Regions from separate parts of the Homo sapiens genome. Here regions 1 and 3 are each linked to region 2. Evidence: chromatin contacts called from ENCODE Hi-C or POLR2A ChIA-PET data. All regions are on one chromosome and are shown on one strand. The core of a region is the stretch at or near the end of the contact, and the rest is flanking DNA. Distances in the headings are between cores, read along the strand shown.

Region 1 (3,635 bases), core at 872-3,371, 640 kb before region 2:
TAAGAGACAAGGTCTTACTCTGTTGCCCAGATTGGAGTGCAGTGGTGCAATCACAGCTCACTGCAGCCTTGGACTCCTGGGCTCAAGCAATCCTCCCACTCAGCCTCCTGAGGGTGGGACTACATGTCACCTCGTCCAGCTAATTTTTTATTTTATTTTTTGTAGAGATGGGGCCTCGCTATGTTGCCCAGGCTGGTCTCAAACTCCTGGCCTCAAGTGATCCTCCACCTTGTGCTGGGATTACAGGTGTGAGCCACTGTCCCTGGCCAAAGGGTTACATTTTTAGGGTATAAGATTAGTAATATGTTATGTTGGTTCCTTTTCTAGTTAGAGATATATCCTTAGGTATTTATTTTTTAAAATGATATGATTGAGACTTAAAAAAAACACTCCTGAGGGATGGAGAGAAGAGATGAAATAAAATTGACAAAATATCTATGGTTGTTGAAGCTGGATGATGAGTACAGAGGAGTTTACTTCTAAGTATGTTTGACATTTTCATAAATATAGGTTTAAAAGAATTTTTTTAAAGACCAATAGAGAAATGGAGTAATTTTAAGGATTAGAGTGCAATGGCCATATTTGCAATTTAGAAACATTACTCTGGCTGCAATAGGAAGAATGGCTTAATGTGGGGCAAGAATGAAGACAGTGACTAATTAAGAGAGTTATTGAAGTAACCCAGGGAATTGGTGACAGTAGCCTGAACTAAGTTAGTGGCAATGGGTTAGAGTGTAGTGGATGGACAGAAGTGGTGACTATTTGGATGTGAGTTGAGAGAAAGGGAATTCAGAATCACACTCAGTTGAATGGTGCCATTTACCTAGTCAGAGATCACTGGAGAAGGAACGGGTCTCCAGCAGAGGGAAGATGATGATTTAAATTGGCCTTGGGTCAAGCTAGTGCATTTGTGTTATCTGGCCAGAAATGAGTGGATAGATGGCAGCAAGGAATTTACACAATCATTATTTAGTGAACAGTGGAGGAGTAAGCAAGGTAGACAGAAGAAACGTCACTTAAACCTAACTTGGGTTAGTACAATAGGATTATTCGAAATGGACATGCAGCATTAGTAAGTTACTGAAGATGAAGTGCAATAACAATGTCTGGGTAGACAGGTTATTATTTTATAAACTTGAAAAACGACGACTTGAGGCAGGATATAACACAAAGACTCCCTAAATTCACACTGAGTGAACTGGGAAGGGAACATGATTCTCTTCATGGGAAGGTAGCTCATAAAGATGCCTGAGTGGAAAGACAGTTTTCAATTGAATTTGCAAGGTGGTAGTGGAGATCCCCAAAGCTGGGGAATGTAGAGACAGAGAACATAATGAGGGTGTTGAATCTGTGGCTCAGAGAATAAGTTTGGGGGTACTAAAGTGGGAGGAAGGAGGGTGGGGGGGGTCACAATTTTTACTCCCGGTAGTCTTGTTCTGGGAAGGTACAAGGTGAAATTAGAAGTGACCTCAGAACCCATCGACGTCTGCCCTTTAAGAGTTTCCCGGCCGGGCGCGGTGGCTCATGCCTGTAATCCCAGCACTTTGGAAGGCCGAGGCGGGCGGATCACAAGGTCAGGAGATCGAGAACATCTTGGCCAACATGGTGAAACACCATCTCTACTAAAAATAGAAAAATTAGCCGGGCGTGGTGGTGCGCGCCTGTAGTCCCAGCTACTCTGGAGGCTGACGCAGGAGAATCGCGTGAACCCGGCAGGCGGAAGTTGCAGTGAGCCGAGATCGCGCCACTGCACTCCAGCCTGGGGAACAAGAGCCGAAACTCTGCCAAAAAAAAGAAAAAAGAGTTTCCCGCACTAGCCATGCCAGGGTGGAGAAGTTCCAGCAAGCACTTCTGTTAAAGATACTTGTTTCGTGAAAACTATACAATGTGGCGTTTTCATTCCTATCTGTGATTCATTTCTTAAGTTCGTGGAGTTCCTTTGCTCCCCTTCCCCCAGCAGGATGTGGGCAAAGCTGTCCCCCTGCCTTCTTCCTTCGCCTGGGCTTCTGGAGCCTCCGGAGCTAGCTCCCGGCGCGGAGCTCCGCCTACGGCCCGTCCCCGGCGCGGAACCCCGCCCACGAGCCCGTTTCCAGCGTGGAACACCGCCCATAGCCCGTCCCCAGCGCGGAGCCCCGCCCCGCAGGCTGCCGGGGGCCCACCGCCGCCCAGGCAAGGCCGCCCTGCCTTGGGCGCAGCGCTGCCATGGCTGGGGGCCGTGGGGCCCCCGGGCGCGGCCGGGACGAGCCTCCGGAGAGCTACCCGCAACGACAGGACCACGAGCTACAGGCCCTGGAGGCCATTTACGGCGCGGACTTCCAAGACCTGCGGCCGGACGCTTGCGGACCGGTAGGAACGTGGCTTGTCAGGCCCGGGCTGGCGTGCCCTGGCCTCCCCGGGCCCTGGGCCAAAGCCCGGACACTTCCAGATTGGGCCGCCGCTTTAGGATCCTGCAGTCTTTTCATCCCTTAGGTTCCACCCATGCTCACTTTAGTCCTTGCACCTGCAGCTGGTCTGCAGAATCCCACCTAGGCCGAATTCTTCTACAGTCCTTTCCCCATGATTTCCCCAGAGGAATCCCCCTGGATTCCTCCCTCTTACCTGGCACTGCTTCTTATTCCTGCCTACATCCCATAACATAACTGCCTCCTTCCAACCTTGTCCTTTTTCCCCTCTGAAAGCCCTTGCGGATGATACCACAGCAATTCATACGCGCCCCTTGCTACTTTGTTCTGAGAACGCTTTTTGGGCTCTCGCACAGGCCTTACGTCCTCAATCAGAATTCTCAAGTCTCATCCATGCATTCAAATCTGCACGCCACATAATTCCCTCTGTACTCCCCAGGCATCCTCACTGTGTTTTCCGGTATGGAGGAACTTTCCATACCTCTGCACCTTCCTCTAAGACATTTAGCTCAGAATAAAGCACACATTCATCTTAGCTGTAGTAGAGAGAGGGTTCTAGACTGAGTCTAGAGAAGGAGTGTCCAATCTTTTGGCTTCCCTGGGCCACACACAAAATACACTAACACTAAGGATAGCTGATGACCTAAAAGAAAAAAAAAATTCGCAAAAAAACCTCAATGTTTTAAGAAAGTTTACGAATGCGTGTTGGGCCACATTCAAAGCGGCCCATGGGCCTCGGGTTAGACCAGCTTGCTCTAGCTCTAGACCTTTTAAAATGGCATTTTGTTTAAAATAATATTTTGCCTTTTTGTCTGGAAATTAAGGCACGTTATAAAGTATTTATACTGACAGTTTTTTCCCCATCCTTGAAGAGTTGATCTACCAAACTATTTCTGAATATTATCATATTATCATTTAAAACATAGTTCTAACTTCATCTGCTTTTTTTTTTTTTCTTTTTGAGACAGGGTCTTGCTCTGTCTCCCAAGCTGGAGTGCAGAGGCATGACCACGGCTCACTGCAGCTTATTCTCAAGCAATCCTTCTGCCTCAGCCTGTCAAGTACCTGGGACTACAGGCACATGCCACTACACCTGGTTAATTTTTTTAATTTTTTGTAGAGACAGAGTCTTGCTCTGTTGCCCGGGCTGGTATCAAGTTCCTGAGCTCATGCAATCCTCTCACCTTGGCCTCTGAAAGTGCTGGGATTACAGGTGTGGGCCACCGCGCCTGG
Region 2 (3,425 bases), core at 489-2,988:
TGCTATGTTTTCTGTCTCCACAGTTTTGCCAGGCACTAGTCCAAGTATTTTACTTGAATTAACTAATTTAATTCTCCCACCCCAATCCTATGGAGCAAAGAGGCTAGCTAAGAATACATACTTTTCTTTTGGATAAGGTTCTGCTTTCACTGTAAATATCTTAATGAAATGATGCACTTGAGAGATGATGTCCCTCCTGTGAAGTAGTTTGGTTCTAACATACCCCACAATCAATGGAGAATTCTACCTCTTATTTCTGGAGGTAGTCAGGAATCAGACTTTTCAGCATATGGAGTTCTGCAGCTGTGGATACCTCAGCTGCAGTCCCTCAGTTAGTTTGGTGAGACTAATGACTTGAAGAAGGAATTTAGCTAAAAAAGATTTCCCTTTCTCCTCTCCAGAATACAAATGCCTAGGATAAGAATTAGACTGTCTTTTTTTTTTTTTTTTTTTTGGCAAACTAACATTGAAATGCCTCCTTATTTGGAAGAATCCCACTCTGGATACCAAAGAGGGTTAGATTCTTGGCCGGGCGCGGTGGCTTACGCCTGTAATCCCAGCACTCATAATATAAAAATTAGCCAGGCGTGGTGGTGCGTGCCTGTAGTCCCAGCCACTCAGGAGGCTGAGGCAGAAGAATGGCTTGAACTCAGGAGGCGGAGGTTGCAGTGAGGTGAAATCGCTCCACTGCACTCCAGCCTGGGCGACAGAGCAAGACTCCGTCTCAAAAAAAAAAAAAAAAAAAAAAAAAAAGAGGGTTAAATTCTTCCATCTCCAGGCACCCTGGAAGTGAGGGCTCAGAGCAATGAGGTTTGGCTGATGGAAGTCCTCCCCTGCAGGACTCTTAACCTTGGAAGAGGGACACAGAGACACAGGGAGATTTAGGGGTCTCCAAGGGGTGGCAGGGCTGCAGGAAAAAGAGTCCTTTGGCACAACATAGTTTCTTGTGTCTACTGCATCCCAACTGGGTTTCTTCCCTGACATGTCTGAAGCCAGGCTCTCAAAAGGCTTGGTTTCCCTTGATTTGGCCCTTTTTCTGAGCCTAGTCTCCAGTTGTCTTGTGAATTCTATGAGGCACTAATATACTTTCCATAATTCTATCTCTGATGAAATTAGCCAGAGTTGGTTTATTTTGCACTTAAGAACCCTCGCCATATATCCTCTGATCTATTTGCAGTTTTAATCTCAGGATGGAAGCATGTGGGAGGCGAATGGGGATCACTAATCCTTCTCATGCTGTTAGGGGGAAACACAGGTGTGAACACATTGCTTCTGGGGTGCTTGTGTGTGTTTTAAATACATATATAACAATCTTACTGAGATACAAGTCACATACTATAATATTGACCCTTTTAAAATATAGAATACAGTGGGTTTTAGTATATTCGCAGAGTTTAGCAATCTTTATTCTGGTTGTTAGTTTTTGTTTTGTCTTAAATAAAGCTCCTTTCAAGCGTTTCTTCAGACCCAAGGGACTACTCGGAATTTACACGACCTACTCCTGTCATGGCCTTTACACGGAGCAATTCCAAGGGTTTCCTTTATAAATAACGTCGTATCTCCCTAATAGGAAGACGTCTGAGTAAGGTCACTTTTGGTGAGACATTTACAGTCTCTCATCTCTAAGCTCACTCAATTCACCTAATTTAATTCGAGCAGCTCACTCATTCGCTCACTTATCGCAGACCCCGCCTCGGGACTGGGCCTCCCTGATTCGCTGGGGCCGAGTGACGTCCTCAGATCGCGACCCTGGGAGTGGAGTGGGGGCAGCGTGGTTATGTGGCTGGACCGCCGCGGATGGCTCAGGGTTCTTGGACATTGGCGCTACGACCTTAGGCGCCCTAGCTTTACCAGGACTTGGAGTGGCGATAAGGGCCCAATGGCAGAAACAGTGTCTACCCAGGTTGGGACAGAGGGCGGGCTGAGGGCTTCGCATCAGCAAAACGGTGACGCTGGTGGCGACGCGAAGGTTGAGCTGTCCCCCGGGCCCCCGAAGCCGGCTGGCCGGGAAGTGGAGCCGGCCCCAGTAGGCGGGGAGCATCCCTCGGCTGCAGCCCCAGGCCCGGGCAAGCATAAGAAGCGGCGGGGCGCAACCAGGGAGCGTGTCGTGCCGCCCCCGAAGAAGCGGCGGACCGGGGTGAGCTTCGGAGATGAGCACTTTGCAGAAACCAGTTATTACTTCGAGGGCGGCCTGCGTAAGGTGCGGCCCTATTACTTTGACTTCCGGACCTACTGCAAAGGTCGCTGGGTGGGCCACAGCTTGCTGCACGTCTTCAGTACCGAGTTCCGAGCTCAGCCCCTGGCCTACTATGAGGCCGCGGTCCGGGCGGGCCGCCTGCAACTCAACGAGAAGCCGGTGCAGGACCTCAACATCGTGCTCAAGGTGGAGTCCTGATGGGGCTGGCCAGAAGCGGGCGAGGAAAAGGGGCCGGGTTTTGTTTTGTTTTGTTTTGTTTTTTAGTCTTAGTAAAGCATAGGTACTGGATTAAAATCATGGCAATTCTAAAGCGTTCTCGCTTTCATTTGGAACACTATTTTAGCCCGTTTCCCACCTCCGCAAGTGGCCAGGGTGTCTGTGCTTCAGGACTCAGCCTGTTTATCCTCTTCCTCAAGGCAGCTTCCTTGTTTCCAAGGGACAGAAGTTGGAATTTTCATAATTCCTTTAAACACCGTCTTGTGGCAAGGGCACTGATCACTTTACCCTGCGTTGTAGATCTCTGTGCAAATAGTAATAATAGGGGCTATCATTTATGTCTCTTTACTGTGTGCTGGGCACAAAGTTAAACATTGTATGTCCACTAATTCTAATGACAGCCTTGTGAAGTAGGTATTGCCACTCCATTTTACCTCTGAGGAAACTAAGGAAACTCACAGGGGTAAGGCTATCAACAGTGCCACTACCAAAGCCTATGTTCCTATAACTACTACTTAAACTATTTAACATAGAGTTATGAGATGTCAGGGATAGAGACTAGAATTGTTTAGCCCAGTGCTTTGACTCCTTTAAAATTCCATCACATCTATGAGGTACCAGACACCCCTGTCAGAAGTAACACTGTTTACCTCTCAGTAACACTAGTTTACCATGGTTGTGAGTGGAGAAAAGGCGATTACAGCATTTGGGGAATGGATGGTTTTGGAGTAACTTGTTCCATTGATCAATCGATTTGCGTCAATATATCATACATTGACGAATTCCCTCTCCTATCCCAATTTCTAAAGCACAGATCTGGTCTAACCCTCACATTCCACAGGAAGCAGAGACCCAGAAAAGATAAATGACTTGCCCAAGAGCATGTAGCGAGCCTGTGGCAAATCCTGGTCTAGAGCCCATATCCCTGGACTTAAGCCTTAGTTTTGTTTGTTCAAGATCGTAATAAGTGATGATTTATGGAGGTTTTTTCCTCCATTAAAAAAATTTTACC
Region 3 (3,589 bases), core at 969-3,468, 860 kb after region 2:
CTAATTTTTTGTATTTTCAGTAGAGACGCTATGTTGGCCAGACTGGTCTCTAACTCCTGGCCTCAGGTGATCCAGCACCTGGCCTTATTTTAACCTTTGAAAGTTTTTAAAACTAAGACCTAGTTTGAGAGTTTGAAAGCTTTTCTTTTAGCATTTGACCTGATAGTGACTCTGTCCTTATTTTGACCACACCCTTTCTTCAACATTTTTAAATTTCAAGATACTTGCTGTTGGTGCCTATTGGGAAATAATAATTTGAGGCAAACCTCTGGGCTCTATGTCATCTCCCTTTATGGAATAATATTTATGCAGTAAGTCCTATAAAATGAAAAGCATTCAAGATAATAAAGGAACCAGAGTTCTCAATTCAAATCAGTACAACTCCGTATTTATAAAAATTTTACTCTACCTTTCTAAAAAACTAAAAATTGAGCTATGTGCACACTGGGATGCTTTATTTTATAGGTTTCTTATTTAAAATGGAGATTATATTGTCATGTCCTGTTTTTCTCTGTTTATCTAACTTGAAGTAGCAATAATTAAATTTGTCTTTGAGAGAATAGGCCCCCCTAAGTATTTTCTTTTTTCTTTTTTTTGAGACGGAGTCTCGCTCTGTCACCCAGGCTGGAGTGCAGTGGCGCGATCTTGGCTCCTGCAGCCTCCGCCTCCCGGGTTCAAACAATTCTCTGCCTCAGCCTTCCGAGTAGCTTGGATTACAGGCGCACGCCACCACGTCCAGCTAATTTTTGTATTTTTAGTAGAGACGGGGTTTCACCATCTTGGCCAGGCTGGTCTTGAACTCCTGACCTCGTGATCCACCCTCCTCGGCCTCCCAAAGTGTTGGGATTACAGGCGTGAACCACCGTGCCCGGCCAGCCCTGTAAGTATTTTCTAGGAGCTGTTTTTAGATACTACATGTAAAGAATATTATTATTATAAAGTATACTTCTATAAACCTTCCCCATAAATCTTGAGAAATTTAAAAGTTGTGCTTCTTGTTAATGTAGTGTTTTCCGCATTAATCAGAGGCAAATTTTGAAGTGTAGGAAGAGTTTGTGAGAAGTGTCAGTGTTAATTTGTGAAAACTTTAATTTGTGTCATGTTGCATCTAGCTTGATGTAATTCGCTTGTTAATTTCACTCTTTTCAAAGAGTGAGTCCCATGGGAGCTCCCTCCCCACCCAGCCCCCACCCAAGATGGAGTCTTGCTCTGTCACCCAGGCTGGAGAGCAATGGCACGCTGGGCTCACTGTAGCCTCCGCCTCTAGGTTCAAGTGATTCTCCTGCCTTAGCCTCCCGAGTAGCTGGGATGACAGGCACGCGCCACCACTCCCGGCTAATTTTACATTTTTATTAGAGATGGGGTTTCTCCATGTTGGTCAGTCTGGTCTCAAACTCCCGACCTCAGATGATCCACCCACCTCGGCCTCCCAAAGTGCTGGGATTACAGGGGTGAGCCACCACGCCCAGCCCTGGGAGCTTTAACAGTGAGGCTTTTAGGAAAAATACAAAACTGATCTTCAGACACAGGTCATATTGGTGTATTTATTTTTATTTATTTATTTATTTATTTTGAGATGGAGTCTCACTTTGTTGCCCAGGCTGGAGTGCAGTGGGACGATCTCAGCTCACTGCCACCTCCGCTTCCCGGGTTCAAGCAATTATCCTGCCTCAGCCTCCCAAGTAGCTGGGATTACAGGTATGCACCACCATGCCCGACTAATTTTTGTATTTTTAGTAGAGATGGGGTTTCACCATGTTGGCCAGGCTGGTCTCAAACTCCTGACCTCAAGTGATCCGCCCTCCTTGGCTTCCCCAGGGTGCTGGGATTTCAGGCATGAGCCACCGCATCCGGCCTGATTGTTCATCGTTCAACAGATGTATTAGACAGCGTTAGACACTAGAGCTATTGGGTGAACAAAATGGAAGCAGTTTCCACCTTCAAGGAGTGTAAAGTGGAATGAGAGAGAGATGAGGTGGGGAGATTGCTCAGAGAGAGTAATTTCCTTACAATTGCACTACAGGCCATGAAGCAAGGACAAGAATACTGTGGAAATATTAACCAGGGACCCTATTCTAGCCTGATGAGAGTGACATTGAAACAGACCTGGAATATGTGTTAAGGAGAAGCAGATTAGAAGACTGAAGAGTAAAGGGAAGAGTGTTGAATGTTCATGGTTGAGGCACCAGCATATATAAAAGAAATGAGACAGGAAGGACCTCGAACCCTTATGAAACTGAAAGAAGCACAGAGTGAGTAACATAAACTAGTTGCATAGTTGGAGAGAGAATAGTACAAATGAAACTGTAGAGGTAGATTCTGTTTTGACCCTTTGAGGATGGAGAAGTCAGTTTACGGACTACACTCAGCAGTAAAAATAAAATTGAATTGATAGAAAACATCAAATGTGTCATACATAGTAAATATAAGTGATGAAATTTGTGTGTCTCATATGTACATGTAGATGTATACTGGGTTGTGAGGTATAATTTATCTTCCTGTGGGCTGCGTTAAAAAGAGAAAAGTTTTTTGGCCAGGCGCAGTGGCTCACGCCTTTAATCCCAGCACTTTGGGAGGCCGAGGTGGGTGGATCATATGAGGCCAGGAGTTCGACCAGGCGGGCCAACATGGCGAAACCCCATCTCTAGTAAAAATACAAAAATTAGCCAAGTGCGGTGGCACACACCTGTAGTCCCAGCCACTGGTGAGGCTGAGGCATGAGAATCCCTTGAACCTAGGAGGCGGAGGTTGCAGTGAGCCGAGATCACCACTGTATTAGCCTGGGTGACAGAGAGACTCCGTCTAAAAAAAACAAAAGAAAAAAAGAAAAAAATTTAAAGCCACTGGAGGGCGTCAGCCTCCCCGGTGGCTGGGACTGCAAGTGTGTGCCACCACACTTGGCTAATTTTTGTTTTTTATTTTTGAGACGGAGTCTCGCTCTTTTGCCCAGGCCGGACTGCAGTGGCGCTGTCTCTGCCACTGCAAGCTTCGCCTCCCGGGTTCATACCATTCTCCTGCCTCAGCCTCCCGAGTAGCTGGGACTATAGGCGCCTGCCACTGTGTCCGGCTAATTTTTTTTTTGTATTTTTAGTAGGCACGGGTTTCACCATGTTAGCCAGGATGGTCTTGATCTCCTGACCTCATGATCTGCCCGCCTCGGCCTCCCAAAGTGTGCTGGGATTACAGGTGTGAGCCACCGCGCCTGGCCAATTTTTGTATTTTTAGTAGAGACTTTGGAGTTTATTCTGAGAGTAATAGGAAGCCATTGAAGGATTTTAAGTTGGAGAAGATTTTCAGATTTGCCTTACCCAGACTATTGTGGAGAGTAATATGGAGGGGGACACTAATGAAGTGGCAGAGAGAGGAGTCCAGATGAGAGATGATGGAGAACATAAGTTCCATTAGAATGGAAGCGCCAGGAGGGTAACCGTATGTGTTCACTATGCTGTCCCTGGCATCTAGAGCAGTGCCTATATGCAGTTGGCACCCAGTCAGTATTTATTAAATGAAGGACTGACTTGGATTGATATGGTTGTTATAGAGATGACAGATAGTGGAATTGGTTGGACATGATGTTCAGTATGTAGAA

Evidence for each region. A loop is a pair of places that touch in the nucleus more often than their neighbours do. ChIA-PET counts read pairs that join two places held with the same protein, here RNA polymerase II (POLR2A). Pooled maps may share reads with other maps.
Region 1: a loop to region 2 is called in a map of naive thymus-derived CD4-positive, alpha-beta T cell, with 8 times the contacts of the local background. The contact joins the promoter of EIF2AK4 here to the promoter of RPUSD2 in region 2. A Hi-C loop is called at or near these places in 1 of 168 maps with a recorded cell type or tissue (naive thymus-derived CD4-positive, alpha-beta T cell), 1 of 37 single-sample maps with no recorded cell type and 7 of 50 pooled maps. POLR2A ChIA-PET finds 5 or more read pairs at or near these places in 1 of 52 experiments (OCI-LY7).
Region 3: a pooled map shows a loop between it and region 2 (3-fold over the local background). The contact joins the enhancer-like site here to the promoter of RPUSD2 in region 2. A Hi-C loop is called at or near these places in 3 of 168 maps with a recorded cell type or tissue (CD4-positive, alpha-beta T cell and CD8-positive, alpha-beta T cell) and 15 of 50 pooled maps.

Annotation. Positions count from the first base shown.
Region 1 is chr15:39,931,994-39,935,628 of GRCh38, forward strand. It overlaps EIF2AK4 (eukaryotic translation initiation factor 2 alpha kinase 4), which reads left to right and starts at 2,122. Exons shown (of 39, transcript NM_001013703.4): 1 at 2,122-2,346. The coding sequence starts at 2,203. RefSeq lists an enhancer at 1,835-1,974 and a silencer at 1,995-2,404.
Region 2 is chr15:40,567,561-40,570,985 of GRCh38, forward strand. It overlaps RPUSD2 (RNA pseudouridine synthase domain containing 2), which reads left to right and starts at 1,739. Exons shown (of 3, transcript NM_152260.3): 1 at 1,739-2,383. The coding sequence starts at 1,778. RefSeq lists enhancers at 1,681-2,010, 2,072-2,571, 2,321-2,370.
Region 3 is chr15:41,422,198-41,425,786 of GRCh38, forward strand. The region is part of intron 1 of RTF1 (RTF1 homolog, Paf1/RNA polymerase II complex component); the gene reads left to right. Among named protein-coding and RNA genes, the nearest start is that of RTF1, 6.9 kb to the left of the region's middle. Within about 2 kb of position 2,219, at least 3 of the 41 ENCODE cell types and tissues checked have a DNase peak (open chromatin) inside an H3K27ac peak, as active enhancers do.